Regions from separate parts of the Homo sapiens genome. Here region 2 is linked to region 1. Evidence: read pairs that join two places in POLR2A ChIA-PET (ENCODE). Cell type or tissue: PC-9. All regions are shown on one strand. Each heading gives the region's core, and the rest is flanking DNA. Links, peaks and the distances in the headings are about the cores only. Region 1 has its middle 28 kb from the start of MIRLET7I. Region 2 overlaps PPM1H (protein phosphatase, Mg2+/Mn2+ dependent 1H).

The links. ChIA-PET counts read pairs that join two places held together with the same protein. Peaks named below come from ENCODE experiments on the same cell type or tissue, not always from the same donor. Only the 100,000 strongest peaks of a DNase experiment are listed, where the experiment ranks them.
Region 2: POLR2A ChIA-PET joins it to region 1 with 5 read pairs; 4 of 35 experiments call an interaction of 5 or more read pairs at or near these places.

What each region holds. Positions count from the first base shown.
Region 1 is chr12:62,623,815-62,639,982 of GRCh38, forward strand. No RefSeq gene overlaps it. Among named protein-coding and RNA genes, the nearest start is that of MIRLET7I, 28 kb to the left of the region's middle. RefSeq lists enhancers at 5,324-6,042, 6,368-6,992. In PC-9, for the core only: no CTCF peak of the experiment used is centred there; DNase peaks (open chromatin) are centred at 7,997 and 8,257; H3K4me3 peaks cover 1,725 bases; H3K27ac peaks cover 1,662 bases.
Region 2 is chr12:62,755,696-62,771,863 of GRCh38, forward strand. All of the region lies in intron 4 of PPM1H (protein phosphatase, Mg2+/Mn2+ dependent 1H), which reads right to left. It also overlaps the pseudogene GAPDHP44. Among named protein-coding and RNA genes, the nearest start is that of MIRLET7I, 160 kb to the left of the region's middle. In PC-9, for the core only: no CTCF peak of the experiment used is centred there; a DNase peak (open chromatin) is centred at 11,986; H3K27ac peaks cover 168 bases.

The DNA of each region.
Region 1 (16,168 bases), core at 5,126-13,125:
CTCAAGCCCATAATCCCAGCACTTTAGGAGGCTGATGTGGGAGGATTGCTTGAGCCCAGGAGTTAGAGACCAGCTTGGGCAACGTAGGGAGAACCTATCTCTACAAAAAATTAGCCAGGCGTGATGGCACATGTCTGTAGACCAAGTTCTTGGGAGGCTGAGGTGGGAGGATTGCTTGAGCCTGGGAGTTTGAGGCTACAGAGAGCCGTAATCACACCACTGTACTCCAGCCTGGGTGACAGAGTAGCCTGTTTCAAAACAAACAGAACAAACAAAAACCCTGTAAAAGTATAGTGATGAAAGTCACAATTAGGCTGGACTGAATGGCTCACACCTGCAATCCCAGCACTTTGGGAGGCCGAGGTGAGGGAAGACTGATTGAGCGCAGGAGTTTGAGACTAGCCTGGGCAACATGGTGAAACCCCATCTCTACAAAACATTAGGTGTGGTGGTGCACATCTCTAGTCCCAGGTACCCAGGAGGCTGAGGTGAGAAGATTGCCTGAGCCCAGGAGGTCGAGACTGCAGTGAGCTGTGACTGTGCCACTGCATTTCAGCTTGGGTGACAGAGTAAGACCCTGTCTCAGAAAAAAAAAAGTCACAAGTAATGACAGGTGTTTCTTCATTCACAAGGTAGAATGGGATTGAACACAGAGAAGAATGCTTTCATTTTAAATTATTTTGCTCCCTTTTCCTTCCTGTTGTGGACTTGGTATAATTCTATCTGGCTTGGCAGGCCTTTGATTTCACAAGTTCATGAGCAGTGGCTTGTGTAATATTCCCAAGTCAGGTGCCAGATTATCTGTATAGACTTATCTCCCTTAGCAATGGCTGGCTTCAATGTAATTTTTTTTTTTTTTTTTTTTTGAGACAGAGTCTCGCTCTGTCGCCCAGGCTGGAGTGCAGTGGCGTGATCTCGGTTCACTGCAAGCTCTGCCTCCCGGGTTCATGTCATTCTCCTGCCTCAGCCTCCCCAGCAGCTGGGACTACAGGCGCACGCCGCCACGCCCAGCTAATTTTTTGTATTTTTAGTAGAGATGGGGTTTCACCGTGTTAGCCAGGGTGGTCTGGATCTCCTGACCTTGTGATCCACCTGCCTCGGCCTCCCAAAGTGCTGGGATTACAGGCATGAGCCACCGCTCCCGGCCTTCAATGTAATTTTTAAAACCCAAGTAATTTCACAGTGATGCAACTGAAAAACTTCCTGTCAACTATTAAAACTAATATGTTTGATAGCTTCACTAATAAAACTTAACCAGGAGAATGTAAGCCAACAAACCAAGTTTAAATTGAGTTTAAGTATTTATTCAAGATCAAACCATATTCATTTGATATATCAACTAGTGAACATGAATTTACTACATGGGAAGTATTGTCCCCAAATTATAAATCTGGTGGAATAAAGGGGAACTAAAGGTGAAGCAAACTGTAAATGTATTAAGTGTGTATCAAGTTGGACAGAGCAGTGAACATGCTCTGAGATCCCAGGCAGTTCTGCATGGCTGAGCAGAGGCTGACTACATGGAAAAAAAGTCTTTGGAGGATTCAGGGTAATGTTTCTGAGTTGTGGTTTACCAAGCCTCAAGACAGCAAGTCCACAGGGAAAGAGTGAGCCTGGCACCCAAACAGAAGCAAGCCTCGCTCTCTAGGGTGAGGTAACCTAGGAGTTCCGGTTAGAGATATGAAGCTATTGCTCAATTTGCAATGTTCTCTCACATCACAGATTGTGAGCATGGAATTAGGGTCAGATATCTGTCCTGGGCCAGGAGCAGGAAGATACACTCTTGGGCTCAAGTGATCCTTCCACCTCAGCTTCCCATGTAGCTAGGACTACAGGCACACACCACCATGCCTGGCGAGACCTTACTGTTTCATCTCCTAACTCCGACTCTGATTAGTGGTGTGAAAGTGAGCAAACCATTTCCACTTTCTAAGCCTGATTATACTCATTTTGTCAAGGCGAGGGTTGAAGTTTTTCCACCCCTGAGATAAAAAGGTTGAGTCTGGAAGCAGGATAAAAAGGATTACAGTTTAAGGAAGGAGCCAGCTGCCTTCAATAATGAGAGGCAGTGGGGCCTGTGAGAGGCTGTCCCTTTACATGAAGTATCCACAGGAGTGGACATTGCTGTAGAGTATCTAAAACATTACCCTGTAGGTAGTTTGCAAACCAGTGATTCCCTCACATCACAGTAAATTGATGAGTGAATTTTCTGAGTAACTAACTGCACAGTTGACACTAGAAAAGGACTATAGCTTAAAAAAAAAAGCAAGAAAGGTATCTTAGTTACCTATCACTTAGTTATCTTGCAGTTTTCTGAGGGACAGGAATACAAGCAGGCTGGTGCTGGGTCTCTTTCAATGGGGTAGTCATCTCATTCACATGGTAGCTGGCAAGATTCAGTTTATCATGGGCAGCTGGTCAATTCCTTGTCACCTGGGCCTCTTTGTTGAGCATCTCACAACATGGCAGCTGGTTTTTAATCAGATCAAGCAAGCAGGAGGACGAAAGAAAATGTGAGCAAGAGAGAGTGCTGGCAAGATGGAAGTGAAGGTCTGTTGTGTTTTAATCTTAGCAGTAATTGCCCATCACTATTTGAATATTCTGTTTCTTAGAAGCAAGTCACAGCCGGGCACGGTGGCTCACACCTGTAATCCCAGCACTTTGGGAGGCCAAGGCAGGCAGATGGCCTGAGGTCGGGAGTTTGAGACCAGCTTGGAGAAACCCCATCTCTACTAAAAATACAAAATTAGCTAGGTGTGGCGGCACGTGCCTCTAATCCCAGCTACTTGGGAGGCTGAGGCAGGAGAATCGCTTGAACCGGGAGGTGGAGGTTGTGGTGAGCCGAGATTGCGCCACTGCATTCCAGCCTGGGCAAAAAGAGTGAAACTGCGTCTCAAAAAAAAAAAAAAAAAGGAAGTCACTAGGTCCAGTCCATAGGCAAAAGAAAGGGATTTACACAAAGAAGTGAATACAAGAAGGCAGGATCACAGGGAGCCGCATCGGAAGCTGCCTCCCACAAAAGGCTTTCTATCGTGGGGTTCGTTTTCATCTAGACAATCCCCCAAATCCCCCAAATTCTGAGGTCATGAAGTAAGTTAGTTACATGGCAAGGAAATGCTGAACCTCCTTTTTTATGTGGGCTATGCTTGAGGGTTCTATTTTCTCAAATATGCATTCTTTCATTAAACAATAGTTATTAAACATGCATCTACTTGTACCAGATAATGTGCTAGGAGCAGGGGCTACTAAGATGATTGTAGGTTTGTTTCTGCCCTCGTGGGTTGGAGGAAGGTGGCGGAGGTAATATTTACATACATAGAAATGAGACATACCCCACACTATCTCTGCGAAACCTGCCTACTGAATAAGATAGTCTTAATCTTTCAGTTTTACCTTTTCACATGTGGATCAAATGTCATTATCAAGAACTTAACTTTAGGAACCCTTTAATTAGAATGTGTGATATGGTTTGGCTGTGTCCCCACCCAAAATCTCATCTTGAATTGTAATCCCCATAATCCCTGTGTGTCAAGGGAGCGAACAGGTGGAGGCAATTGAATCATGGGAGCAGTTTCCTCCATGCCGTTCTTGTGACAGTGGATGAGTTCTCACAAGAGCTGATGGTTTTATGTGTTTGGTAATTCCTCCTGCATTCATTCTCCTTCCTGCTGCCTTGTGAAGAAGGTGCATTGCTTCCCCTTTGCTTTCTGCCATGGTTAAGTTTCCTGAGGCCTCCCCAGCCATGCTGAACTGTGAGTCAATTAAACCTCTTTCCTTTATAAATTACCCAGTCTTGGGCAGTTCTATATAGCAGTATAAAAACGGACTAATACAATGTGTTTTCATTAAAGATCACTGGTAGCCCATTAAAATAGTTTATTTGCAAGTGTTCACATTCACCATAGAATAGAAAATATAGATAAGTAAAAAGAAGGAATTAAAATCATGAATAATCCCACTACCCATAGATAATAACAGATAACAGCTAATATCATTTCAATGTATTCCAAACTTTTTCAATGCCTGGGTGTTATTTTCCCCCTTCCATACCTGTCTGAAGCTCTTAATAGCATATTGTGAACACTGAGTCACTCATTTCCTGGAGGTCAACATCATTTGTGAGAAAGATAGTGGTGAGATGATTAGTAGTGTTTGCCCTTGGAGTGAGCCTAGCTACTTTTATTTTTTTAATTTTTAATTTTAATTTTAATTTTTGTAGAGATGAGGGTCTTTCTTTATTTCTTAGGTAGGTCTTGAACTCCTGGCCTTAGGCAGTCCTCCCACATTAGCCTCCCAAAGCACTGGGATTACAGGAATGAGCCACCACACCTGGTCTAGCTCCTTTTTTCACTCTTGTCCATGTCCATTTTTTCCTTTTTTTTTTTTTTTTTTGAGCAGAGTTTTGCTCTGTCACCCAGGCTGGAGGGCAATGGCATGATCTCAGCTCACTTGCAACCTCTGCCTCCCTGGGTTCAAGTGATTCTCCTGCCTCAGCCTCTCCAGTAGCTGGGATTACAGGCACGCACCACCACACCTGGCTAATTTTTGTATTTTTAGTAGAGATGGGGTTTTACCATGTTGGTTGGCCAGGCTGGTCTTGAACTCCTGACCTCAGGCAATCTGCCCACCTTGGCCTCCCAAAGTGCTAGGATTACAGGTGTGGGCCACCGTGCCTGGCCGATTTTTTCCATTTTGTTCATTCTTTCTTTCAGCCCACAGACTCTTCCTTCTTGCCTCTCCTCTCCACCTGTCCTACTTTTCCTCCCATTTAAGCCTTTTTTTTTCTACCTATGGCCAACCTTTCACTCCTTCTGTTAACCAGCTCTCTCCTTCATCCTTCATGACCCAGTGCAGTCATAAGCGTTTGTGGGAGACATTCCTTGATCCTTGCAGACTCTTAAACACTTTGAGAGTCTGATTTTCCTCTGATTTTCCACAGCATTCTCTTCTTACCTCTATTATTGTACTATCTCATGTGAGCATTACAAATTTAGGTGTCTGCTTCCCTAGAGTAGATTCATTTTATTCATCTCCATAACCCTTGAAATATATGGAAGAGCTTCTGTAACGTTTGCAAAATGAATGAATAAAAACACCCATCCTGTCGGAGTTACCTAGAACTGCTATTTATGAGCACATCTGGAATCCCTTGGCAAGCCCCTGGGCTATCCAGGCTTCTGCCCTTCATACACAAGTACTGTGAGTCCTCCAAGAAAACCTCCTCAAAGGCTCAATTCCAAATCGCACAGAGAGGTATTGAATAACACAGCCAAAAAGGGAAGAAGTACTTTCGGGTAAGATAGGCAGTATATGAGAATAGAGGTCTTGGAAATGCTGTTTATGATGGCCTAGAATCCACGACTAAAGAATGTGCATTTTCGAAGACAAAATTAGTAGCATTACATCTTTATAGAGAAAAGTAGGGCTGCTAGAAACACATCCACATAGCCATGAGGTTGACTGAAGCAAGACAAAAGAGGTGTTTTTCTTTCTTTCTTTCTTTTCTTTCTTTCTTTCTTTCTTTCTTTCTTTCTTTCTTTCTTTCTTTCTTTCTTTCTTTCTTTTCTTTTCTTTTCTTTTCTTTTCTTTTTTTGACTGAGGGCAACAGTCAGTTCTCCAGTCATAATTCTGATGCTCGACAATGATTTGAACAATGAGGGAGGAGGAGGAGGCTAAAGAAGAAAGAGAAGCACCCACTGGGTGGCCTGGGAGGGAGCTACCCAGTGAGCAAATGAATGCAAATGAACTGAGCTGATTTTTGTTGTGATGACAGATGACTTTCCCGCAGGGTCCCAAGAGCAGCCCAGCAGGACAAAGCAGAGGGGCAAAACCGGACCATTGTGCCGGATCTAGGGAATGTTGCTGGTGACTGCTAGCTTGTCTGTCCTTAGAGGAAAACCACCAGAGTTCAAGTTGTGGAGAGCTGAGGAGACTGCATGCAGTATTCTGATTTGTTTCTGTGCCATGTGTCATATTAATGAAGTAGGATTACTTTAAGCTAAAACAATTATACTAGGATTTCAGTGTTTAGTGTTTTTTTATTATTTTGGCTTGTCCTGTTATCATTATGGCTAGCTGTGCTTAAAGAAACATCTAGAGTTTCGCATTATTTTTTCTTAGAAAATGAGAGGAGACACCTGACTTGATCTTTATTAGGGAGTGAAATTTCTGGTCCCTGATAAACATGTAGTTTCACAAAGAGGTGAGACACATCTTGAAGTTATACTTTGAGGATCCTCATTTGGCATTACACAGGGTTGGGCAGTGTGGGTCATCTCCATCTTGTCTCCTCTCCTTTATGCCCTGTGTTCCACCATAGCAAGCATGACCTTTGCCTTTTCTCCTTGGCCAACTCTTACTCATCCTTCACCCAGTACAGCACCCAGCATGTATGGAAAACCTTCTTTGACCATTACAGATTCTGAAATGCTCTGTCCCCTGATTTTCCACAGCACTCTCTTCTTACCTCTATTACTATACTTCACATGAGTGTTACACATTTAGGGAACTGGACAAAGGACCTCTGTGTTGTATGCACATGCTGTGGCTTGTGGCCCAAACAACCCCCAAATCCGTTTTTGTTGTCCTGGGAGGTAATCCTTACCTTCCACTCCACTTTGCTCTTTAATGAGACTAAATGGGCCACCTTTGTTTCTTCTCAAGCAGCATTTGATGAGACTAGTCAGCGATGACAGGCAGCTTTCATCCCCCACTGAGCCAATTCCACCCGGCAGGATTGCACTTGCCCACCTTGATAGGTGGCAAGACAATTACTGATGGCTTTCTAGACCTGCTTCAAAGCTTCCTGTAACCTGGCAGCGAATGAAATGCACAACCTTCCAACTCAATGACATTTAAGGCAACCACTCATCGGTTCAGGCAGCAAAATAAATTGGTACTCAGCTGCTCCCAGTCTATTTTTCTGGTTAGAACTATAAAGAAAAGAAATGATTGTGCCACTGCATGTGTGACAACAACCTGCCCCCTCCCTCAAGCAATCACATTCTCTTGCTCTCTCTGGCTTTGTTCTGGTCCACCTGAAGAACAGAGTGTTAAGGATTATATTTGGAGGTTGCCTAGTGCTATATGTCTACATCTGAGTCCTACACATACAGATAAATATGATGAATGGATATACATTTAAATTACATATCCACCCCTACTGAATTTGTCATTCATTCGTATGAAAATATTTTCCATTAAATATGATAACTCCCTAAAATTCTTATTTAGTCCTTTATTCATGGGACTAAAGTTGCATCACTCAATGGTGACATTTAAAGGACAGTTAATACTGTAACACAGAATAATGACCTTGTGAAGTGTGGTGTATTTGGTGTGCTTATCCAATAATTTATAGATTCCATAAATATTAGTTATGATGTATGAAGAGAACTCAAAAGGCAAGAAATATTTTTCCCAAGGATTGTGAAATGTATCATTTTAAAAAGCATGTTCCAATACTTACTTGCTTCCTGATTTCCCCAAATTTCTTCCCTTCTAAGCCATAAGTGTTGTGTTTCTCCCCCAGTAGTCAAACATTAACAATAAAAACAAGAAAACACTCTTCCTCCCTTCCACCCACCAAACACTGATGTCTTTGGTCTGTACAAACACGAAGAAGAAAAAAAGGAATCAGTCAAACCAAATGATCTTCACTCTCTTTCAGACTAAATCTGCTTTAATCAGTGTGCTAGCACCTTCTGTCAAACTCCCCGACTGCTTAAAGCAATACATTATTCCTTCAGTTTCGGCAAAAGTTAAACCTTTGCCAGCCCCAAAACTGACTCTACGTGGAGGCTGTTGCCAAGTTGATTTTTCTGGCTCAGCCGGGAGGCTGCTCCCTGGCTCTGTTCTAAATTAATAAGGCCAATCAGAAATGCACAAAGCCTGGACGGCCAATCATTCTTCTCGAGGCTTTTGCCATCTCCTCCGCGGTCAGATAAATCATGTTAAAGCCATTCCACCGATGACCATAAATTAGGGGGCCTGGCCGCCGTCCCTCCCAAGGACACCGCAGACTGAGATTATTCTGTCGGCCGCACTCGGCCCCCAAGGAGTAGCACTGCGAGGGTGGAGGGTCCTCCAGCGCGGGGGCGGGGGTGTAGGCCCCGAGTGATTTCCTGCCACAGTGCCGGAGCGGGACTGGCGCTGCCTCCCGGGTCCAGGTTCCAGCCGCTCCCAGCTGTTGGCGGCGCTGCTGAGATGATGGCCTGGATCCCCCAGGTTCCGGGACTCCCCAGGTGGCTCCCCGAGGCTATTTACAGCTGAGGTTCGGCCGGTGATTGCTGGGACGGAAAACTCATTTCTCAGCCTGGCTTTTATTTACACTCTTATTAAGGAGGCTTTCATTCGTGTTGGAATGGCAGCGAGAGGCTGCGGGCCAGGCGGCCGAATGGGTCGTGCCCGAGCGACAGCGGCCGCCTGCGCCGCGACCTTGAGGGCAGAGGAGCGTGGGCGGCGTGCGGGGACAAAGGCGCGCGGGGAGCCTGGGTCACGGCTCTGCAGCAGACACGGGACCTCCACGTTTCTACCACCCCGGAAAGTTGAGCGCCTTGGGGGCTGCATTTCTCCCTTTATTGGTAGCTGGTTCGGCTCGCCCCTTTGCCCGACCACACGCTCTTTGTAAATACAGAATAGGACAAAACGGAAAGAGTGATGTGCTGTCCCCTCCGTCTAAAACCCTAAGTAAATACCCAGTCCTCCCCCAGACTCTTCTCCACCTGTGGTTCAGGTGTCTGGGAAGAAGGCCCTGCACGCCCGTCCGCGCCTCCCCTGCCCGGGGGAGCCCCGGGTAGGCAGTGGCCAAAGACTCTGTAGAACAACTCCCGGGAGGGCAGGCTCGCGGCTGCTCCTCCCGTTGGCAGCGCCTCAAACCCTGGCAGGCCCGCGTGTGTGCATGTGAGCCTGCATGTCCTGAGAATCCCCCTGCAGCCTCGCACATCTGGGTCCCCTAGCCATGCATATTCATGCCCCAGAGCAGTAAACCCAGGTCAGCTGCTCGGAGACAGTGAATCGAGTTCTTGAAAACTGACCAAGCCCGTGACTTCAATAAAATGAAGACAGAGCTGTCTTTTCTCCAACTCCTGAGCAAAGCTCATAACACTTGAGGCATTTTTGTTTTTTTCTGAAAGGGACAAAAGAAACGGGGGAAGTCAGCTGTAGGAGTGGTGTGGAGAGTGTGTCTACAGTTCTTCCATTGCTGTAGAAATCGTGATTTGTTTCTTGTATCCTACCTACTCCCTTTGTTAGTTTCCTCAGCCTCAGGAGAAGTGGGTATCATTTGCAATATTCTTTCTTTTGCATGTGGTCCCTGTTGGTGTAACATGCTCTTCCATTTTACCCTTATCATCCTCCTATTTGGTGATGTTCCTCCCCTCCCCTCTCCTCCCCAGAAAAAAGCAGTTTCCACATGTGCCCTCCTAACCCTCCTTTCTGTAACTTCCATAAAAAATGCCCCTTTTCCGGGCGCGGTGGCTCACACCTGTAATCCCAACACTTTGGGAGACCGAGGGGTGCGGATCACTTGAGGCCAGGAGTTCGAGACCAACCTGAGCAACATGGTGAAACCCTGCTTCTACTAAAAAACAAAAACAAAAAAACCAAAAATTAGCCGGGCGTCGTGGTGCGTACCTGTAATTCCAGTCGCTCTAGAGGCTGAGGCATGAGAATTGCTTGAACCTGGGAGGCAGATGTTGCAGTGAGCCGAGATCGCGCCACTGCACTCCAGCCTAGGCGACAGAGCAAGACTCTGTCTAAAAAAACAAACAAAAAACAAACAAAACTGTTTTCCCTTCCCTGGTGGCTCAGGGGCACAGTCACTCTCTTGCACAGCCTGATGGCAGGAGATGGGGTGAGGGTGGCTGGGCTGGGGTGGCCCTGGGAAGACGATATCAGAACAATAATACTTGACTGCCCTACCAACCTAACCGCCTCATAGCCCCTCAGGACTCCAGTCCAGTGAGGGACACTGTTTAGGGCTGAAATGTGTTCAAAATTTATATGAGAGTCAAAACTGCGAGTATCTCAGAATGTGACTGTATCTGAAGATAGGGCCTTTATAAAGAGGTAATTAAGGTCAAATGAGGTCACATGGGTGGGCCTTAATCCAATCTGGTTAGTGTCCTTTGAAGAAAAGGAAATTCAGACACACAGAGGATTTGTTTACACGGAGAAATGACATGACGAGAGGGAGGCGATCTGCAAGCCAACCAAAGAAGCCTCAGGAGAAACTGAACCTGCTGGCACCTTAGCCACCCAGTCCGTGATATTTTATTATGGCACACGAATACAGGTACTAAGGAGGTCTGTCCAGAAGTCAGTCCTGAAGTCCTCCCTCCTCCTCCGTGACCTGGGAACTCTCCCTCAGGATGGTACTGGCCTGGCACAACTTTTCTTTTTGTTATATTCCAGGTGTTCTTGTTCTTTGAGACAGGAACCTATACCCAGTGAAATTTCCCTGTTGCTGAGTCTTTATTTCTACCCCTCTTGTTTGATTTTTCAGTTTTGTCCTGTGTAAGATTCCCAGATAAAATAGAAGACACCCATTTAAATTTGAATGTCAGATGATAGTAGTTTTTTAGTATGAGTACAACCCAAATATTGCAAGGGACATACTTAATTTAAAAAATTCTTTATCTGAAATTCAAATCCAAGTAGATGTCCTGTATCTTTTGTCTGATAAGTCTGCAAACGTTACTTTAGAGGTGTGTCCTTAGTATCTTTACACAGTGTTTCTCACCTTAGAATCAGCTAGAAAACTTTTTTTTTTTGAGATGGAGTTTCGCTCTTGTTGCCCAGGCTGGAGTGTAGTGGTGTGATCTCGGCTCACCGCAACCTCCACTTCCTGGGTTCAATCGATTCTCCTGCTTCAGCCTCCCAAGTAGCTGCAATTACAGGCACGTGCCACCACACCTGGCTAATTTTGTATTTTTAGTAGAGACGGGTTTCTCCATGTTGGTCAGGCTGGTCTTGAAATCCTGACCTCAGGTGATCCGCCCGCCTCGGCCTCCCAAAGTGCTGGGATTACAGGCGTGAGCCACCGTGCCTGGCCAAAACATTCAAAAGATACTGATGATTGGGTCCCTCCCTGGGGGATTCTGATTTAATTGGTCTGAGGTCTGACCTGGTAGACAGGGTTTTTTTAATGCTCCCAGGTGATGTTAACATGCAGCCAAGCTACAGAAGCACTGCAGGAAGGGACAGGTATTAACTAAATGTTCACAGCTATTTCATTGTTGTATTTAAGCTCCCTTAAGCTTAAATTCTTTGGGTTTCTTGTTCCTTTGTTCTGCTAAAAATGTCATCTTATTACTCCTCTTATTGCTGAGCCCAGAGGCAAAGGTCAAACAGATCATCGAAAAATGCCCTGTTAGTATGTGAAATGGTCATCTTATTTCAGGTCAACTGAGCCCATAGAGAGAGATGTCAAGAGCTGTAATATTGATACCACCACAGCAAATGACTTTCCATCCAGACACATTCGGTTTTATAACAAATAGTGCAACTGGGCACCCTGGTAAAAGATTTACCTTTTACCATTACTTTTATTACAGACCACTGCTCAAGAATGTAGGATCTGTTTTAAGCATACTTCTAGTTCAAGAGGATTTGAACATAATTTCGTTCAGTTCTTCCAGACCCTGACTATCTGTCCTTTTTGACTATTAGTTGGCATTTATAGAGAGCCAAATCTTACTTGCTCCTCACTATTTACTGAAAAGTTGGAAGATTCAGGTACTATGGTTAAAACCCGTGGGGTAACACACCATTCATTCTGCTTGTGTAAGGGCCTTATAATGGGGTCTGGTACTCAATGTCACCATGAAGACAAGCCTTGACAACATACACCTTCATAGTGCATGCTAAGGAGCTGTTGGCAGAGCTACAGCTGAGCAAGAGTCAAAACTAGATGAGAGGAAAATAAGATGCCTGTGACAAAAACACATTTTATAGAAAATGGTGCTGGTGGGTCAGCAGATGACATTGATTAGTTAGTATGTCTCAGTGCAAAGTTCAGGGATGGGGATTCAATGTGAAAGGGCTTTGTTAAAAATGCCATCCAAATAAGGGTGTACACAATGGAGGTTTTGTGACTAGCCCTTATTATCTAATGAGAAGTTACAGAAAACTGGAGTGGTAATTGGCAGTTGGGTGTCGACTACATATAAGCTTTAGATTTGAAATATTGGCTTTGGTGCTACTTGGCACTGTGTCCATGGGAAACTACTTTACCTACCTGAACTTTTATTTTTTCATGTGGAAAAGGGCTTTCAGAATGGCAGAATAAAAACCTCTGAAAATCTACTCCTCCATACAAAGAAAATTCTGGCAAAAATTGCCAGAACCAACTTTTTCAGAACTCTGGAAATTAACCAAAGGACTGCAACAATCTGAGGAATGTGTATTCAAGAAAAATGGCTGAACCTCAGTAAAAATAGGGAGCTTTGTGACATTTAGTTTTAAAGAGACAGGGTCTCTGTCACCCAGGCTGGAGTGCAGTGGTGCAATCATAGCTCACTGCAGCCTCAAACGATCCTCCCACTTCAGTCTTCTGAGTAGGTGGGACTACAGGTGCGTGCCACCATGCCCAGCTAATTTTTATTTTTTATTTTTAGAGGCAAGACTTTGCCTCTAAAGTTGCTCAGGCTGGTCTCAAACTCCTGGGCTCAAGCGATCTTCTCACCTCAGCATCTTTGAATAGTCGGGATTACAGGCATGTGACACCTCACCTGTATGTAACATTTTTACTTGACCAATCTCCTTACCCTTCTTTCCAGATCTGTGGTAGGCTTGAACACTAACAGCTTCTCAACCATGACAGCTCTGAGTACCAGCAGACTAGCAGCCAACAGTGAGGCAGAATAGGTTTGCAGCCCTAGCAGACCTGTTTACAAGAAATGCTTTTTTTTTTTTTTTTTTTTTTTTGGAGACAGGGTCTCACTCTGCTGCCCAGGCTGGAGCACAGTGGTGTGATCATGGGTCACTGCAGCCTCAGACTCTTGGGTTCAGTGATCCTCCTACTTCACCCTTTCACGCAGCCAGGACTACAGGTGCACACCCGGTTTATTTGTAAACTTTTTTTTTTTTTTGAGACAGAGTCTCGTTCTATCACACAGGCTGAAGTGCAGGCATGATCTCTGCTCACTGCAACCTCCGTCTCCCCGGCTCAAGCGATCCTTCTGCCTCAGCCTCCCAAGTAGCTGGGACTACAGGTACATGACGCCACATCCGGCTAATTTTTGTATTTTTTTGTGGAGATGGGGATTTGATATGTTGTCCAGGCTGGTCTCAAACTTCTGAGCTCAAGTGATCCACCCATCTTGGCCTCCCAAAGTGCTGGGATTACAGGCATGAGCCACCACACTGGCTAAGTTTTTTGTAGACATGGGGTTTCACTATGTTGTCCAGGTTGGTCTTGAACTCCTGGCCTCAAGTGATCCTCCCACCTTGGCCTCCCAAAGTGCTGGGATTACAGGCATGAGCCATATACCTGGCCTACAAGAAATACTAAGGGGAGTCCTTCAGGCTAAAATGAAGGGACACTAGGGAATAACTTGAATCCACATGAAGAAATAAAGGATGCTGGTAAAGGTAAATACACAGAAACCATAAAAGGCAGTAGAAATGTATTTTGTTTCTAATTCTTTTCTTCTCCCATATAATTTAAAAGACAACTACATAAAACAATAATTACTAAACTGTTGACAGGCTTATACTGTAGAGAGTTGTAATTTGTATGACAAATAGCACAGAAGAGAAGGAAGGAAATGGAAGTATATATTGCAGCTAAGTTTTTGTTTACTATTGAAATTAAGTTTGTATTAATCCAAACTATATTGTTTTAAGATGTTATTGTAATCTTCAGGACAACCATTAAGAAAATAACTCTGTTAGGAGAGCAGTGGGGTCCTCAGTATGGTTCCTTTAGGCAGCTCTGCTGACCCCACCCTTTCCTGAACTGCCCTTCTGTCCCAGAGGAGTCACGCTGACCCCACCCACCTTGCTGCTGGGCTTTGGACCCCAGTCTTGAAAAGGCCCGGCCGTGCTGGCTCTGCCCCTCAAAGGGGCTGTGAGCAAGGTAGGAGGGAGCTGGTCTCCTTTCTTGGGCCCCACCTAGGACCCGAGCACCACCTACCCCTGTGAGGGCCCCAGGCCTTAAGTCCCTGGTTGGGGGCGGGGGGGGGGGGTGCTATGGGTTTGTGACTCCAGCAGAGCAGAGGAACAGGGCACTGGAAGTGAGCTCAGCATGTGATTCAGTGATGGACCAGGTTTGGAAGGGCCAGTATACTTGTCATTGTTGTCGTTGGTTTGTTGTTGTATGTTCCAGGATATCAGTATTTTAACAGGTTCTAAGTGCCTTTCTATTGTAACTTATGTTTTCCCTCCTCTTGGCTCCATTGCTGTTAGCATAGTTTAAAAAAAAGAAATAAGCTAATGACTATAACAATATATTCCTCCATGGGAGAGGAAGTTTATAAAGAAACAGTAAAAGTGAGTTGCAAAAAATAAAAAATAAAGAAACAACAGGAAATTAAAATGGTATACTGGAAATTATTTCTCACAAAATAAGGCAGTAATGGAAAAATAAAGGAGTAAAAAGACAGACACATAGAAAACAAATAGCAAAATGGCAGATGTAATTCCTATTTAATCGTTAATCAGGTTAAGTTTCTATGGACTGAGAATTCCAATCAAAAGGTAGAGATTGGCATAATGAATTAAAAAAAAAGACTCAACTATATTTCTCTATAAAATACACTTTAGATTCAAAAATGCATACAGGCTGAATGTGAAAGGATGGGAAAAGATGTACTATGCAAAAAGTAACCAAATAAGGGCAGGAGTGGCTGTACAAATATGTAACAAAATAGACTTTAAGACAAAAATTGCTGGCAGAGACAAGGGATACTTTACAATTAAAAAAGGCCAATCCATCAGGAAAACAATTATAAACACAGATGCACCTAACAACAGAGCCCCCACCCTAAAATACATGAAGCAAGGACAGACAGAATGGAAGAAACAGCCAACTCAACAGTAATAGTTGGAGACTTTCATACCCTACTTTCAATAATTGATAGAAAAATTAGGTAGAAGATCAATAAGAAAATAGAAGACTTGGACAGTATGATGAACTAACTAGGTCTAACAGACATCTACAGAACAGCCAACAACAGCAGAATACACATTCTTCTCATGTGCACATGGCACCTTCTCCAGGATAGATCGTATGTTAAGCCACAAAACAAACCAATATGTTAAAAGGATTGAAATCATACAAAGTATGTTCTCAGATCACAATAGAATGAAATTATTTCCTCATCTGCAAAAAATGATAACATCTACCTGAGCGGGCGATACAAGAATTAAAACCAAGTAGCCAGCATGGGGCATAATAAACTTTTTTATTATGAGATACTTTGTTAATTGTAAGAACAGATTGCATGTATGCTTTCCTTTGCCTCATGACTAGAGTGTGGCAAATGATGGGTTAACTTCCTCCTTTTAAATTAGAAAAAAATATTAACCATTTTCAATTTGTGGCAGATTATAAAATTGATAGTGTTATAGTTTTGAGAAAATACAGTATCACAACCCCGATGCATCTTACCACCAATATGACTAGAAGCTGAATGTAGGACTACCTTAGAATACAAACTGGCAAATTTATAAATTGCCCTGTGTTTATAAAACAAGATAAATGATTATGGATCTACCTGAATTTTCCTTAGCAATAGGCCATGAGTGTTCATTCATATGTTTGACTCTCTTCATTTCACACCAGAGAGGCAAGATCAGGCCACATTCTTTTTTTTTTTTTTTTTTTTTTTTTTTGAGACGGAGTCTCGCTCTTCCGCCCAGGCTGGCGTGCAGTGGCGCTATCTCGGCTCACTGCAAGCTCCGCCTCCCGGGTCCACGCCATTCTCCTGCCTCAGCCTCCAGGGTAGCTGGGACTACAGGCGCCCGCCACCACGCCCGGCTAATTTTTTCTATTTTTAGTAGAGACGGGGTTTCACCGTGTTAGCCAGGATGGTCTGGATCTCCTGACCTCGTGATCCGCCCGCCTCGGCCTCGCAAAGTGCTGGGATTACAGGCGTGAGCCACCGTGCCCGGCCAGGCCACATTCTTACGAGTTAATTCTTCTAGTCAAGGAATAAAGCTTGAC
Region 2 (16,168 bases), core at 4,074-12,073, 130 kb after region 1:
TGCCTCTGGCCAAGGTTATCCATGACAACTCCGGTATCGTGGAAGGACTCATGAATGACCACAGTCCATGCCATCACTGCCACCCAGAAGACTGTGGATGGCCCCTCTGGGAAACTGTGGTGTGACAGCCACGGCGCTCTCCAGAACATCATCCCTGCCTCTACTGGTGCTGCTAAGGTTGTGGGCAAGGTCATCCCTGAGCTAAATGGGAAGTTCACTGGCATGGCCTTCTGTGTCCCTACTGCCAATGTGTCAGTTGTGGGCCTGAACTGCTGTCTGGAAAAACTGCCAAATATGATGACATCAAGAAGGTGGTGAAGCAGGCGTCCGAGACCCCCTCAAGGGCATCCTGGGCTACACTGAGCACCAGGTTGTCTCCTCTGATTTTAACAGCGACATCCACTCTTCAACCTTTGATGCTGGGGATGGCATTGACCTCAACGACCACTTTGTCAAGCTCATTTCCTGGTATGACAATGAATTTGGCTACAGCAACAGGGTGGTGGACCTCATGGCCCACATGACTTCCAAGGAGTAAGACCCCTGGACTACCAACCCCAGCGAGAGCGAGAGAGGAAGAGAGAGGCCCTCACTGCTGGGAAGTCCCTGCCATACTCAGTCCCCCACAACACTGAGAATCTCCCTTTCTCAAGTTTCCATGTAGACCCCCTGAAAAGGGAGGGGCCTAGAGAGCCCCACCTTGTCGTGTGCCATTAATAAAGTCCCCTGCACTCAGCCAAAAAAAAAAAAATTGTACATAAGTAACATATACTGCATATGTAATCACAGTTTTTTTAAACAAATGTTTCATGAAGGAAACATGTACATGAACGTATTTTGTATATTTATAAATATACAAAATAAATTCCTGAGGGAGGAGAGTCATCATCTACAAAGAGGTGGTCCAGGCCAGGGAATACTAAGACTCAGGTGAGCTGGTGACATTTGGGAATGTGGTCCTGAAAAGGTGAAGAGTACTTACTGAGAAATACAAGGAAAAAGTAGGGGAGGGGAAAAGAAGGAGGGCACTGAATCTCGGAGGAGCCAATTGAACGGCCGAAGATGACGGCACGTGAAAGCCTAAAGAACTGTGGGAGCAGCCTCTATAGTAAGCTGCAGAGATGAGAGGGAAAGAGAAAGCAGGATATCTAACCAGGAACCAGTTGGACCTAGGAAAGCTGACTTGAGAGGCACCTGTGATGTCAGCAAAGATTTAACCAAAGCCAAAGACAGCATCTCCAAGGGCTCAAAGGGGAAAACTCTCCTTCCAGAGTTCACAAGGGACACTCAATGCTATGACTGGTCCAGCTGGAAAATGAGGTTGGGGAAAGGGTGGATGACCAGAAAATGGCACCCCCAATGATGAGACTCTGCAGACAGAAACCCATGGCCAAAGAGGCACTGAGAGGCACTGTTTGGTCCTCGTGAGAAGCCTCAGTGGGTTGGCTTTTATCCCCATACTCCCTCATGCTCTCGTAGGGCTGGGTTATGAATCTGAATTATCTGAGTGTAGACAGTAGGGAACAGGAAAGGAGGAAGAACATCATGGATAAAATCAGGAGTGTGATTTTTGATAGATAAACTGTTTCCTGTTTTTGCTGGGATTAGTTATGCCAAAAGTGGAAACTCAGCTTCCTGAGACACCTCCCATTTCAACACAAGAAATAGGAGAAATATTTATACCATGGCCTAGTAAGGCTGAAAAAATCTTCAGGTGTGTAAAAAATATTTTAAGTTCTAGAGAAACTATTATAGTTGCTTAGGGTTTAACTTCTTTCTCAAACTGTAAAATGAAAATAGACCAGTTCACCCTTAGATCACAGGAATGAATAAAATCAATGAAGAGATAAATTCACTAGAAGAAAACACACTCTAGTAAATTCACCAGAAATGTACCATCATAGATCTACTATTTTCAAGTGTCTTTCTTGGGGCAAGTTTCAAGTTGTAAGGTTGTCTTTACAATAGAATTATTGAAAGGCACTTCCTACCATAACACCACTCCAGAAAACACTCGGAAGCAGCTCTATCATTTAAGACCCATGTTTCTGTGTCCCAATTTCTATGGACTTATCCAAATTTACAATTTCAAATGTTTAGCATCAGTCAGTAAGTCACACACTCCACAGAACAAGAGGCTCTTAGAACACAATTATTATCTTATTCCCATTGGCTGGTCTCATTCACAACCACCTCTCAAAGAAGAAAAGCAGATGGAGGCTTCCCACATGCAACCCTTTATGGCTCCAGCCTGGTGCAATTTAGGAGTGAGGTTTAGAAGGAATTAGAAAGCGCAGTAATAGAGACAGTCATTGTAATTTGAAACATGAATTTGCTGTTCAAAAGGCTAAACTGGAGTGCTTAAAGCTAAGTGCTTAAAACTACCCCAGAACCCTAAAGTAATGTACCATAATTACAATTACTTTCCTTCAATAATAGATTTAAAAAGTTAATACTTTCTTGTGTTTGGCTGGAATCACTCAGTCATCCATTGTAGTTGTGAGATCTCTTTCTTGGAAATCAACATCTTCATTTGGTTTCCACATGAATAATTCTTGGAAGCTACAAAGTCTTTGAAGGGTATTTATTTTTGCCTTGAGGTCTGGTGGCCTCAAAGTTCACATGAACCTCACAGATGCAAACTATCTCAGCATGATTCATCTATGCCTATAGCGTTCTCACCAAAGGGAGGTCCCTGCCTGTGTGGGGTTTCCATATTTATACTGCTTTGTGTGTTTATTTGTAGTTAAAATTGTTTTCACAAGTCAAATAAATTTAAAGATGACCTACAATGCACATGCATGAGAAATTAAGCCAAAACTCAGATTCTTGACTGAATCACTGTTTGTTTTATCTTGGTGGTGGGACATGTGCTTTGCCTAAACTTCAAACTTCTTATCCTTCTGCCTCCATAATTGCAATCATCTCACTCTCCACACTGGCTACATTTTATTTAAACCTTCCAACTGTGGAGGAAAAAAAAGGAGCATCTAACCCAAGACAGGTGTCACCTAGACAGGAACTATCTGAGAGCTAAGAGAATTTCTTTTCTCCATGAAATGCTGTGGTGGTTAGTGTCAGGCCTCTGAGCCCAAGCTAAGCCATCATATTCCCTGTGACCTGCACTTTTACATCCAGATGGCCTGAAGCAACTGAAGATCCACAAAAGAAGTGAAAATAGCCTTAACTGATGACATTCCACCATTGTGATTTGTTTCTGCCCCACCCTAACCGATCAATGTACTTTGTAATCTCCCCCACCCTTAAGAAGGTTCTTTGTAATTCTCCCTACCCTTGAGAATATACTTTGTGAGATCCACCCACTGCCCGCAAAACATTGCTCCTAACTCCACTGCCTATCCCAAAACCTTTAAGAACTAACGATAATCCACCACCCTTTGCTGACTCTCTTTTTGGACTCAGCCCGCCTGCACCCAGGTGAAATAAACAGCCATGTTGCTCACACAAAGCCTGTTTGGTGGTCTCTTCACACGAACACGTGAGACATTTGGTGCCGAAGACTCGGGTAAGTGGGACTCCTTCGGGAGACCAGTCCCCTGTCCTCACCTCACTCTCACTCCATGAAGAGATCCACCTATGACATCAGGTCCTCAGACCAACCAGCCCAATGAACATCTCACTGATTTTAAATCGGGTAAGCGGTCTATTTTTACTCTCTTCTCCAACCTCTCTCACTATCCCTCAACCTCTTTCTCCTTTCAATCTTGGCACCACCCTTCAATCTCTCCCTTCTCTTAAGTTCAATTCCTTTCATTATCTGGTAGAGACAAAGGAGACACATTTTATCCGTGGACCCAAAATTCTGGCACTGGTCACGGACTCGGGAAGACAGCCTTCCCTTGGTGATTAATCATTGCGGGGACGCCTGCCTGATTATTCACCCACGTTTCAGAGGTGTCTGACCACTCGGGGATGCCTGCCTTGGTCTTTCACCCTTAGCAGCAAGCACCGCTTTTCTGGGGGGCAAGCACCCCTGACTCCTTCTCTCCGTGTCTCTACCCCTTCTCCACTTTCCTGGGGGGCAAGCACCTCCCACTCCTTTTCCACTTTCCTGGGGGGTAAGCACCTCCCACCCCATTTCCACTTTCCTGGGGGGCAAGCACCTCCCACCCTGTTTCCACTTTCCTGGGGGGCAAGCATCTCCCACCCTGTTTCCACTTTCCTGGGGGGCAAGCACCTCTCACCCCTTCTTCACTTTCCTGGGGGGCAAGCACCCCCCATCCCTTCTCTCCATGTCTCTACCCTTCTCTTTAAACTTGCCTCCTTCACTATGGGCAACCTTCCACCCTCCATTCTTCCTTCTTCTCCCTTAGCCTGTGTTCTCAAGAACTTAAAACCTCTTCAACTCTAGCCTGACCTAAAATCTAAGCATCTTATTTTCTTCTGCAATACTGTTTGGCCCCAGTACAAACTCGACAATGGTTCTAAATAGCCAGAAAATGGCACTTTTGATTTCTCTGTTTTACAAGATCTAGATAATTTTTGTCGAAAAATGGGCAAATGGTCTGAGGTGCCTGACGTCCAGGCATTCTTTTACACATTGGTTCCTCCCTAGTCTCTGCTCCCAGTGAGACTCGTCCCAAATCTTTCTTCTTTCCCTCCCACCTGTCCCTTCAGTCCCAACCCCAAGTGTCACTGAGTCTTGTGAATCTTCCCTTTCTACTAACCCATCTGACCTCTCACCTCCTCCCCAGGCTGCTCCTCCTCCGGTCGCTCCCTGCCAGGTTGAATCAGGCTCCAACTCTTCTTCAGCCTCTGCTCCCCCACCCTATAACCCTTCTATTACCTCCCCTCACACCCAGTCTGGTTTACAGTTTCATTCTGCAACTAGCTCTCCCCCACCTGCTCAACAATTTCCGCTTAGAGAGGTGGCTGGAGCTGAAGGCATAGTCAGGGTACATGTGCCTTTTTCTCTATCAGACCTTTCCCAAATCAGCCAGTGTTTAGGCTCTTTCTCATCAGACCCCACTAAATATATACAGGAATTCCAATATCTAACTCTGTCCTACAATTTAACCTGGAGCGACTTAAATGTCATCCTAATAGTTAGGCCAATTCCCAGAATGACTAAAGAAAAATAACTTTTCCTATAAAAGGTGAGTAAATGGCCAAATGACCTAGACTAGCTCTGAAGGGTAAGCACTGAGTCCCAGGTTAAAGATTACATTCTAACCACACACCAGTCATACTCTGCTCCGGGAAAAACCTTAAGTACTTGTGACCTTCTGTCCCTAACTTAGATGTTGTTTACTTTCAGTTTACATACAGTGCAAACACCAGGGTGTACATGATTTTCAAGTCAAAAAAGATAAGGACTAATCCAGAAAGGAGAAGGAATTCTGTTTCATGCAGGCTCCTTGACAGCAGCAAGAGATAACAAAACCACAACACAGGAGGCTTTAGAAAAAAACTAAATAAAAAGCCGTAATCTCAAAGAAGACTACAGCCAACAATAAATATTAATACTATAAAGTAAGGTCCTAAGGACTCCACAGTTACGGAGGAATAAGGGATCAGAAGTTCATATCCATTATTTGGAAGCATTAAGAAATGTTTAGATTATTTTCCATTACTCTGTATTTGAGGAGGAAGGGGAAAAGCTGTTTCAAACCTGTATGCAGAGTGTAATTTCCCTGGGGGGCAAATGGGATTATGTATGAAAAAAGGCTGGAAAGATATACCCCTAATTGGTAACAGTGGTTGGGGAGGGGAGGAGATTATAGGCAATTTTTCTTTTTTGCCTGTTTATATTTTCTACAAGAAACATGACATATATCTACAGCAAAAACTGTGTAAAAAATCCTTGAATTTTCCTGCTAAAATTGGTCTATGTTTTGTACTAAGGTAGAGATCTCTACCACAAAACACCAGGTGGAGATAGGCCTGTTTAGTGCTTCTCATTGCCCCAGCCTTATAGGCCCTCATTTCCCCATAAAAAAAGGGATGGAGAAGGGTACTGAGAATCTCTATAAAAGGTAGCCACTTATAGGAGCGTTTTGCAAGAGTTTAGGGAGTCCACACAGTGGAGCTGGCTGGCTTAGTGTAATAAATAGGCTGCGGTAAGAGTCATTCTAGGCCACAGCACTCATGGGGGCATGATCTGCCTTAATTTTACCCATGGGGAATGACACAGCAAGGAGCTGGAAGGCTTAGACATGAAGACTGACCTCTGCAGACTGGTGTGAGGGAAATGGACGTGGCTCCCAGAAGCGGCTCTTCCCACTCTCAGGACCTGCCATCTGTGGCCTAAGACCAGAGACCCACAGCCAGGCAGAGGGTCTCCCAGCACAGGCCCAGTCAGTGCTCCGTCTGCAGCTCCTGTCTTGGTAGCACTGCCTTGCTGTGTGCCAACAACTTGGGAGTCCCTGTTTTAGAGAATCTGCCAAGCCCCAAGTTTGCCTTTGGGTTAACCCCTAACTACGTATGGCCCATTTTAGGAGTTCCTTAGAGAGGTTTCTGTCTTGCACAGGTGGTCAGGTGAGTGTGCACAAAGCTCTGTGATTAGACCCTGTGGTGACCACACCTGATGTGTGCTTGTCCAGAGGGGGCTCACTGCCATGGAGTCTGTAGCAGTGCCTGGCCATGAGCGTCAGAGGCCTCAGCAAAGGCCTTCCTGATCTTCCTCTGGGAACTCCAGATAGCCAAGGAGCAGCCCCATGCTCAGAAAGCCACAGAGCAGGACAGGAAACTTCAGAAGCTCGCCTTCCTCCAAGCTTGGCTTTTCATTCAATTGTAGACTCTGTTGGAGGCTCAGAAGAGGCATGGTAGATGCGCCTGACAGCAGTAACTTATGCATACCCCGAAAATGATCCTTATAGCAGACACACCTGACAGCAGTAACTCAAGAAATGAGGGTTGCCATGTGGAGGGTGCTAGGGGGAGGATGCTAAGTGAAGATGCTATACAATCTGCATCCTTTTTACAAGCAGTTGCAGCTCTGTCCAGCCTGCCACCACTGGGCCATTTCTGTGTGTAAGTTCCCCATAATAAAACCTTGTGCCTTGTTTGTTGGCTTTGGGTCTCTTCTTCAGGTTCTTGAACGTGGTGTCATCCCTACTGAAATCAATAGGGATCTAGCATGACAGAGGAACATGTGATGAAATAAGCTAAAAATAGGGGCAATACCGGTTAAGAAATAAAGAACACCTCATTGATGACCGAGAAGGGAGAGGCTGGCAGGGAAACCTGGAGGAGGCTGAAATGCCTTTGGACCTGAAGAACTGTGCATGATTCAATCCTTCCTCTTATTGAAAGGAAAGAAACTATTTTTTTTTCCAAAGCACCTGCCAAGAAGCAGGTACTGTGTCTAATTTCTCTTCAACAACCCAAGGAGGCAAGAAGAGTTTTTAAGTGATGGTCCCGAAGTCCCCAAGCAGGGACCGAGAAGCAGATTTACCTGGCTCCCAATATGTGCTACCTCCCAGATCAAGCAAATGGTCTTTTCAGGTCTGTGAATCCATCCAAGGTCATCTCTTGCCTGCCCACACTGGGCTGTTTGGGTGGAATCAGGCGGACCGGGGTTGAGTGCTGGCCTTTCCACTTGTCCCCTGTAACCCTGGACTGGCTGTTGAGCCCCTCCAAGCCTCGGCTCCCTCCCCTCTATAAACCATGGCCATCAACCGCACACCATGCTATGAAGATCATCAGTCAGGGCTGAGCACCAAATCCAGATAGGGTAAATGTGCATGAGTGGGAGCGGGCATCAGGAGCAGAGGTCCTGATTTCAGATCACCTGCTTTGCATGCAGCAGTTGCTTTTCAGCTGTGAGACTAATTGTTCACAACTTGACAAAGCAGGTCAAAGTACAACACAAATTGCTACAACCTCTTGCCAGTCCTCGGCTCATTTCTTCCTCAGCTCTTCCTTACTTGATGGGTAATTAGAACACTTGTCAAATACAGAAAGTTGAAATCACTAATGTGACTCTAAAACTTATTGCAGATCATTAAACATTTACTAGAGGTGCATAATGCAGAGATGTGGTAAATGACATTTCTTCACAGAAATTGTTGAGCTTAGAAATCTTCAATCGTTTCATTTTAGGGGTGAAGCAACCAAAATCTTGAGAGGCTAGTGGTTTGGCCAGACCTAAACCTGAGGGGTTCATTATTCCATTTGCTGAGCTTGCTACCACTCATGGTGGACTATTAATTCTCACCTCCACTCCTGGTTGCTTTTGAACATGTGGGGTGAGCTTTGAGAGAGCCGACGTCCTAAGATAGAGGAACACTCCTGATGCATTTTGTCTCCTCCAGCGAAGGTCAGGGTGCTTCTCAGTCCTGGATTCCTGCCTCGATCCAGCTGCTGCCTTTTCTTTGTCTGCACTGGTTTCTGCTCCATGCCGTGGGGACCATCCTGTCTCTCCTCTCCTTTGTAAGATCCAATAATACTGAAAATGTTGAACTCTGGTGAATTTCCGTCCAGACAATTGCCAGGGACAAAAATAGTGAAATGAGAACAAATGGGAGTGACCCAGAAGAGATGCACCCAGAGAGACCACAGACTCTGGAGTCAGGATGTGGAGGCACCGTCTAGGGACACCAATGTCCCCTGGCTTATGTCCTATATTGCCAGGAGGGGGATATTTGTGCTGGAAATCTAGGTATGCCCTAAATTAGTGAGTGGAGATCATGGCTGCAAATGCTAGACAGAGCCAAACCACCATCCTGAAGCAAATCTGTCTCAAATGTTGAGTAACAGCTATTCTGAATAAAAACATTCTGTGCATATGGAAGGCTCAGCTTCCAAAGGATCTTGACATTTTTAACTATAAAAAGGTCTCAAATTAAATCCATGTGACCTTGAGTGTAACAGGAACCCCAGGAACACCACACTTTTACCAATCAAATGAGAACTTCCAAGACCTTTCTTCCTCTCCCATTTTGTTTTTTTTTTCTTTCAGCGTTTACTCCTCGAGCACCTCCTACTTCGTGCCAGGCACTGTACTAGGCACTGGGCTCAGATGGGGAAGCAGAGAGGGCAGTTTCTGCTGCACAGAGCTCACAATATAGGGAGGAGCCGTGATCCATCTGTGAAGGTGGGAGATGCCTCAGTCAGGGAGGTCCAGGAGGGTACAGTGAGGCTGAGGCTGAAAGGACTGGCACGGGGGGCCATGGAGAAGGATGGAGGGAGAGAAGTTCAGGTAGAAGCAACTGCATGTGTGAAGGCCGCATGGTGGCGGATGCTCGGCCTGTGTGAGGAGCTGGACAAAGCCATGCGTGCCGCTTAGTTAGGAAGAGGACAGGCTCAGGGGAGGCTCGAGGGATGGGCTGGGGCCAGTCAGAAGGACCTTGCAGGTCATCAAAAAAGTTCAGATGAGCTCAGTAGTCATCTCTGAAGGGCTTTGAGAGGAGGGTTTATCTTTTACAAAGGTTATCCCTGTTGTGTGTGGAAACTGGACTGGTATAGGACAGAGCTGAGAGAGGGAACCAGGGTCTGTTGCTGAAGTTCAGTGAGGTGTGTGACAGTACATGACCAACAGCAGTGCAATGGTGAAAAAGAGAACTGATGTCCACGAGATGTCATCTGGAATCAGAACTGATGTGTGAGGATGGACTGGGAGCTGGGCACAGTGGGGTGGAGGCCATGTTTGCTAAATGCCTCTATGTGCTGGGCATAAGGAGAGTGTGTTTCCCTAAAAGAAGCCATCTCTGTCATTCATATGCCAGGTCCCTGTGCACCCACTGTTAATGATGTCCTCCCTGGACTGACTGCACCTACTTGTCTTTAAAGAATGTGGAAAAGCCTGCAATGGTATCAACGCTGTCATGGTCTTTTCAAACAGCAATACTATACATAATCAATTTTTCAACACCTAAGCAGAGTTGAGCCTGCTTCTAGAAGAGTTTTGAGAGAATACAAAGATAAGATTTGATTCCTGCCACAAACAAGCTCTGGCCTATTAGGGAAGAGAGAGAGACACCCAGTTACAGTGCAGTGTGAAAAGTGAAGCAAAAGAAATAGAGGGGAGACCCTTGGGCCCCCGGCACACAGAGAGGGATCAGTGAACAGGTGTCTGCCTGGGATGGGATGGAGGAGTCAGGGAAGACCTCAAGGAAGAAGTGATGCTGAAGCTGAATCTTCTAGAAGACATCCCAGGGCTGTTCTTGACAGAGGAGGAGGGCAGCATGTTATCAAGACAAGGGAGATATGAGTACCTGGTCTGGCATTGCCAGAGCTCAGGGTATGAGGATGAGAAGTGACAGGTGAAGGTAGAAAGAGGCTAGAATCTGGACTTCAGTCTGAAGATACATCACTGAAGGGCTTTCAACAAGGAAGTGGTGTGGCCACCCCACATTGTAGTAATCTTGGGGACTGCCAGATGGGTGCCAATGCAGTGGCCAGCCGTGTAAGGGGCCCAGGTGAGGCTCCTATATGGAGTCTACAAAATATGCAGCTGGTGATTAACAGGGATTGATGACAGAAGGGGTGGGGAGGGGGAATGCAGGTCAGGGTAAATTATCCTAGGTTTTTGGTTTAAGTTTAGGCACTTAGTGGCCTAAGAAAACAGGAGAGAGGGCTCTATTGGGGAAAAGAAAACTATGCTAGTTCTGGGCATCTTAAGTGTGAGATTTGCAGGACATCTTATTTATCCATACTTAACCTTTACCCTTGATTGAAAGGGTGATTACATAAACACACACAAAATAAAATAAAAATATATGTGGAAAATAAAACTAGAAAGATCACAGGAAGGTAGGAATTAAGTTAATACAAAAAACATGTACTGTAAGGCCCTTGCGCTTATTAGAAGTGGGTCACAAATGCTTCCTAACAGGCAACACAGATACAAACCAGGATCAGTTTACACAACTCAGGGCCCAAAATGAATTAAAAAAAGCCACAGAAACAAAAAAAAAATTACCCTGCTCTCAGTCCCCAGGCTTTTCCTAAATTGCATATGAGAGAAAAGTCCTCTGTGGTCCTGAAAAAAGAGGAGGCTGTGTGATAGAATGAGCAAGCTCTTCAGCAGGGTCCTTCAGTGAATGCCACAGCACATTTCACACAGCTGTTTCTTGCAATCTTCTCCAGTGGAGGCACATGGCATAAGCAAGCCATTCAGGAAACCATTGTGCAGGGCCACAAGTGTGAGCTTCAGGCTTTACCAGGGATAGATTTGAGAATTTCTAGAAGGGTGCGAGGAATAGAAATCCTTCCTATATACTGTTTCTCTCAACAGACTCTTTCAGAAATACCAAAAGGCAGCAAGTTCATGGCCACCCTGCCCAATAAATACCTGAAAAGCAGTTACACCACCAGCCAAGCAACAAATAGGCTTGCTCAGTTGGTTAGGGCTGTGGGGGAAGCAGAATGATCAAGTGTGAGGGAAGTTCAAGTCGAACCCTGCCACATGCCTCATGGTAAGCTCCTGACGCTCTGCAGAGAGGTGGGAGGCTGACAAGAGGGGAGAGGTGACTGGAGGAAGGTTGTCATGGGGCCTGGAGTGTGGGAGGGAAGTGCGGCTTGGGCTTCTATACTTGGGCAACATCGGGATGTGAGTGGATGCTGTAGGTGCATAAGATGGCTCAGGGTGGGATGTGGAGAAGCTGGCTGAAGACAAACCCTGGGGCAGCCTGCATTTCAGTGGCAGGTGTGAAGAGGTTCCACCAGTGAAGGGGAGGGAGGGGGAAGGGAAATCCTAGAGGCCGAGCAGAGAGATTGTTTCAAGAGGAGTTGGTGCGTACTTATGGTAGCTGCCTTTAACCTCTCTGTAAGTGGGTGTTTTTGATAAGGTAATATTAGCTGCTATAGCAGATAATCCTAAATATCTCAATGGCTTCATACAGTGTGTGTTCATTTCACACATGAAATACAAGGTCTGATTGGCTTGGGCATAGTCGCAGGGGTATTCTGCCAGCTTCAGCATGCACTTCCAAAGCCATCCTGGTTTGTCAACTTCCAGTCTGGAGAAGAGTGAGGATGGTATGTGTGGCAGTCTCCTAGGATTCGTGTAATATGAGTCACAACAAATTTGGCAGCTTAACACAATAGAAAATGACTTCTCTCACAGTTCTGGAGTCTGGAAGCCTGAAATCAAAATCGTAGGGCCACGCTCCTTCTGAAGGCTCTGCAGAATCCTTCCTGGCCTCTTCCCAGCTTCTGGTGATTCCAGGAAATCCTTGGTGTTCCTTGACTTGTGTCTTCTTAACCCGTCTCTACCTCCATTTCCTCCATTTTAACTGGGTCATCTTCCCTGTGTCTGTCTACACATGCCCTTCTTAAGTCCAGTCACTGGATTTAGGGTCTGCCCTACTCCAGTTTGGCCTCATCTTAATTATATCTACCAAGATCCCATTTCCAAGTAAGGTCCCTTTCACAGGTGCTGGGGGTTAGGACTTGAACATAACTTTTTGAGGGAACATAACAGTTCAAGACAACAGTATGTGTGAGGTTTTCGTGGGTCATACATCACTCGCCCACACCCCCGTGGTTGAAACTGAGTCATGTAGCTATACCTGCAGTACACCAAAGGCCGAGGAAGGTTGTTCCCTGTGCTCAGGAGAAAGGAAAAGGCAGCAGGAGGGCAGCTAGTCAGCTCCACCATACCACAGGGCAGGGAGATGGGGGAGCACATTGGGACAGAATTGAGGCTATCATGAGGGGGAAATGCAGCCAGGGAATGCATGCTCTGAGGGACAATCCGGGATGTGAAGAGAACCAAGTTAAGGGGAAGACATGCCTGTAATCCCAGCTTTTTGGGAGGCCAAGGTGGGCGGATCATGAGGTCAGGACTTCGAGACCAACCTGGCCAACATAGTGAAACCCTGTCTCTACTAAAAATACAAAAAATTAGCCAGGCATGGTGGCGGGCGCCTGTAATCCCAGCTACTTGGGAAGCTGAGGCAGGAGAACGGCTTGAACCCAGGAGGTGGAGGTTGCAGTGAGCCGAGATCCCGCCATTGCACTCCAGACTGGGCAACAGAGTGAGACTCTGTCTCAAAAAAAAAGAGGAAGACACAGGGATAAGGGGAAGGTTGTGCGAAATGAGAGAACTTTGAGTATGTTTGCAGGCAGGTAAGAAGCCAAGGGGAAGGGAGCAAATACAGATATGTAGGGGCAGAGAGGATGGGTGGAGACTTTTTGGAGGAGGTGGAACAAAGAACACTGGTGGAAGAAATCAGCACATCCCTGAATCTAAGTACGGAGAGGCACAAATCCTGTGAAATACCAAATGATAAAAGACAAGACAGCTGGGGTTTGCCTGGCTTTTTAAGCCTGTTACCTGATTTCTTTTAGGCCTAACCTGAGACATGTTTGTTTTGCACAGCTTATTGTATATATTCAGATACCTATACTACACACATTATACACAGATATGTTAGGAACATCTCTCTTCCAAGTACATTCCCAATGTGCTAATCCTGAGAGTTCTTGCAGAAATGTTGGGTCAACCAGAAGACTGCTTGCTGGCAATGCACTAAAACAGTAATGAATACTTTAGCATCATGTAATTGTGTATCTGCTGCAGAAAGAACAGTGGGCTAGTCTAGCTCTTCCTGCTGTGGCACCACTAGCCCTAAGAAGCTCTGATCCACAAACCTGCACCACTTGGGGTAAGGAAGTTGTCTGCAGAGTCCACATTCAGAAAAGGTGGTGTCCCTAACCAGAATACCGCTTTACCCTTTTAAGTGGCAGAATCCTGATGGCTGTGACATGCAGAGGTGGCCTGCGTGTGAGCAACTGGTCCTCACACAGAGGGAGAAAGGGCACAGTTGCCCAATCACTGACAAAACCAGCCTCGTGGCCTGAACAAAATTAGCCTGTTTGAGAGCCTGCTCATAAGCTAAAGAATTAAGTATCCATTCCAGAAAACAATATGAAGATGGGTTTGTTGGTCTTCTGACATTCATTCAATGTCTTCTATGGGCAAAGGCAATTTGTGAAAAGCATGGCATTGAAAATACCATACTGAACAGCTGTTTTTAACAGCGCCATGGGAAACCCTGAGGGACTGTTGATGGGTGTAAACCAAAAAGTATCCAAGACATGTCTCAATTGATTTAAAAGTTCATTTTGCCAACTTAAGTTAAGGAATGCCTGGGAGAAAAAAACATGGAATCACAGAAACAGTCTGTGATCGGTGCCTTTCTCCAAAGATGAATTTGAGGGCTTCAACATTTAAAGGCGAAAAGTGGGCTGGAGGGGAAAGAGGGAGGGTATGGTAACCCACATGTTGCAAGAGAAAAGCAACAGGTTGGGGAATAGTCGATTATCTATTCATCTGGGGCTCAGTAAATTAGTACTTTCCATAAGATAAGATGAACCCAGAGTAGCTACCAGTGGAGATATTTAACCTTTTATCTGCAGCTATTTGCTTAGGAACAAAAGGAAAGGCAGTTTCTTGCATGACTCAACTTTCAGCTTTTTTTTTTTTTCCTTTTTGGCTTAATAAATTGGGGTCCCTAGTTTTTATTTTTTTTCCACCTGGGGGATAATATTACTAATGATAATTATTATGGTTATTGGTATAGTAATAAAACACTTATTGAGCATTTATTATATGCCAGGAACTGTGCTTAACATTTTACACACTTTGAATCATTTAATCCTTCTACTAACCTTATCACAGATAAGGCCTCTTATTATCCCCATTTCCCCCATTTCCCTGATAAGGAAGGCACAGAGAGGTTAGGCATTTTGTTCAAGGTCCCACAGCGCTATGATAAGTCACAGAAGCCAGGACCTGAATCCAGCTTTTGTTTCTCCAGAATCTGTGCTATTAATCAGTATATAACCTGCTCTACATCACAAGTGTTCCTATCTGTTTTACATACTGGGCCTCTGTTGTAAGGTCTCATTTAAACAAAGGGTCTGGAAAGTATATAATACAGCTTTTTTTTTTAGATGATCTATTAACATTGAGAAATTGGTGCAGTCCATTTGGAAGGACCATGTGTCTTTGAAATGCTGGTGGCAATGATGACCTGCCAGCTCAGAATCACAAAGAACATGACAAGGGTGTGGTGGGGGAACAATTATACAAAAACTTTGACACAGAAAAGCAGCAAAACAGGAGTGAAAAGCGAGCAGAGAGATGAATCAGTGTGAAAATGGATTGCACGAATCCAATTTTTGCAGGCAGGCCTGGTGGCCCACAGTAGGGAAAGCGTTCCCACTCTGCGATTTCAAAAGCCATTTTATTATTGCCTGGGATACCACTGGAAAAGAAAAGCAAGGGTCCAGGAGCCGGGTGGGAAAGCACAGTCCAGCACAGAGGGTCAGGGCAGGCTCCAGGCCCAGCAATGCAGCTCTAGGCTTCTTGTGCAGCTGAGCTCCCTAGGAATAGTGACCTTGACTTCACAGCTAAGTCTTGCAGGAAAAAGAAAAAGACACACACACACACACACACACACACACACACACACACACACAACTGTGTTTTTCGAATGCCTGAGAGCTGGGAGGCTTTTTAAAGGCTTTGTTGAAAAAGGACTTCTTCTGTGTTACTTAGAGACAACCATTGCTTGCCAAAATACTAGGTAAAAAAAAAAAATCACAAAATTCGAGAGCTGGAAAGAATATTACAGGCTGCCCAGTGTGTCCCAAAGCAACTAAATTATCATTATAAACTTTGTGAAGACACACACACACACACACACACACACACACACACACACACACACGGGCCTTTGGAGTGTGCTGACTTGAATTCAGCATCTTGTCCACATCTAACCTGGTAAGAATACAGTTCTAGGGTCCAGAGCTAATATCTGGCAGCAATATTGGCTAAGATGAATTATATGACACAGTGGAGTCCTAAAGCAGCTCAGGAACGCTATCAGAAAAGTTCACCACATGCTTTTACATCAGCCCAAAAGTTCATGTAGCCCTTTCATATGCAAGCCATCTACACTGTAATGCAAATTATATTTCACCTTGCATCATGTATTTATTATAAACTTAAATATATTTACTATCTGCAGTAGTAGCAGTGGCAGAAATAATATATTGATAATCACTGTTGATAACTAGCATTTATTAGGTGCTTTCCATAAGGCAGGCAAGCACTTGTATAAACATTTCAAATGCACTCGATTCACACATAATGTTTAATGCTTTTGCATGAATTATGTTTTACTTATTTTGCCACCATTCCTCCCCACACCCCGTTACAATGTGAGTTCCATAATGGCAGAGGCTCAGGGGT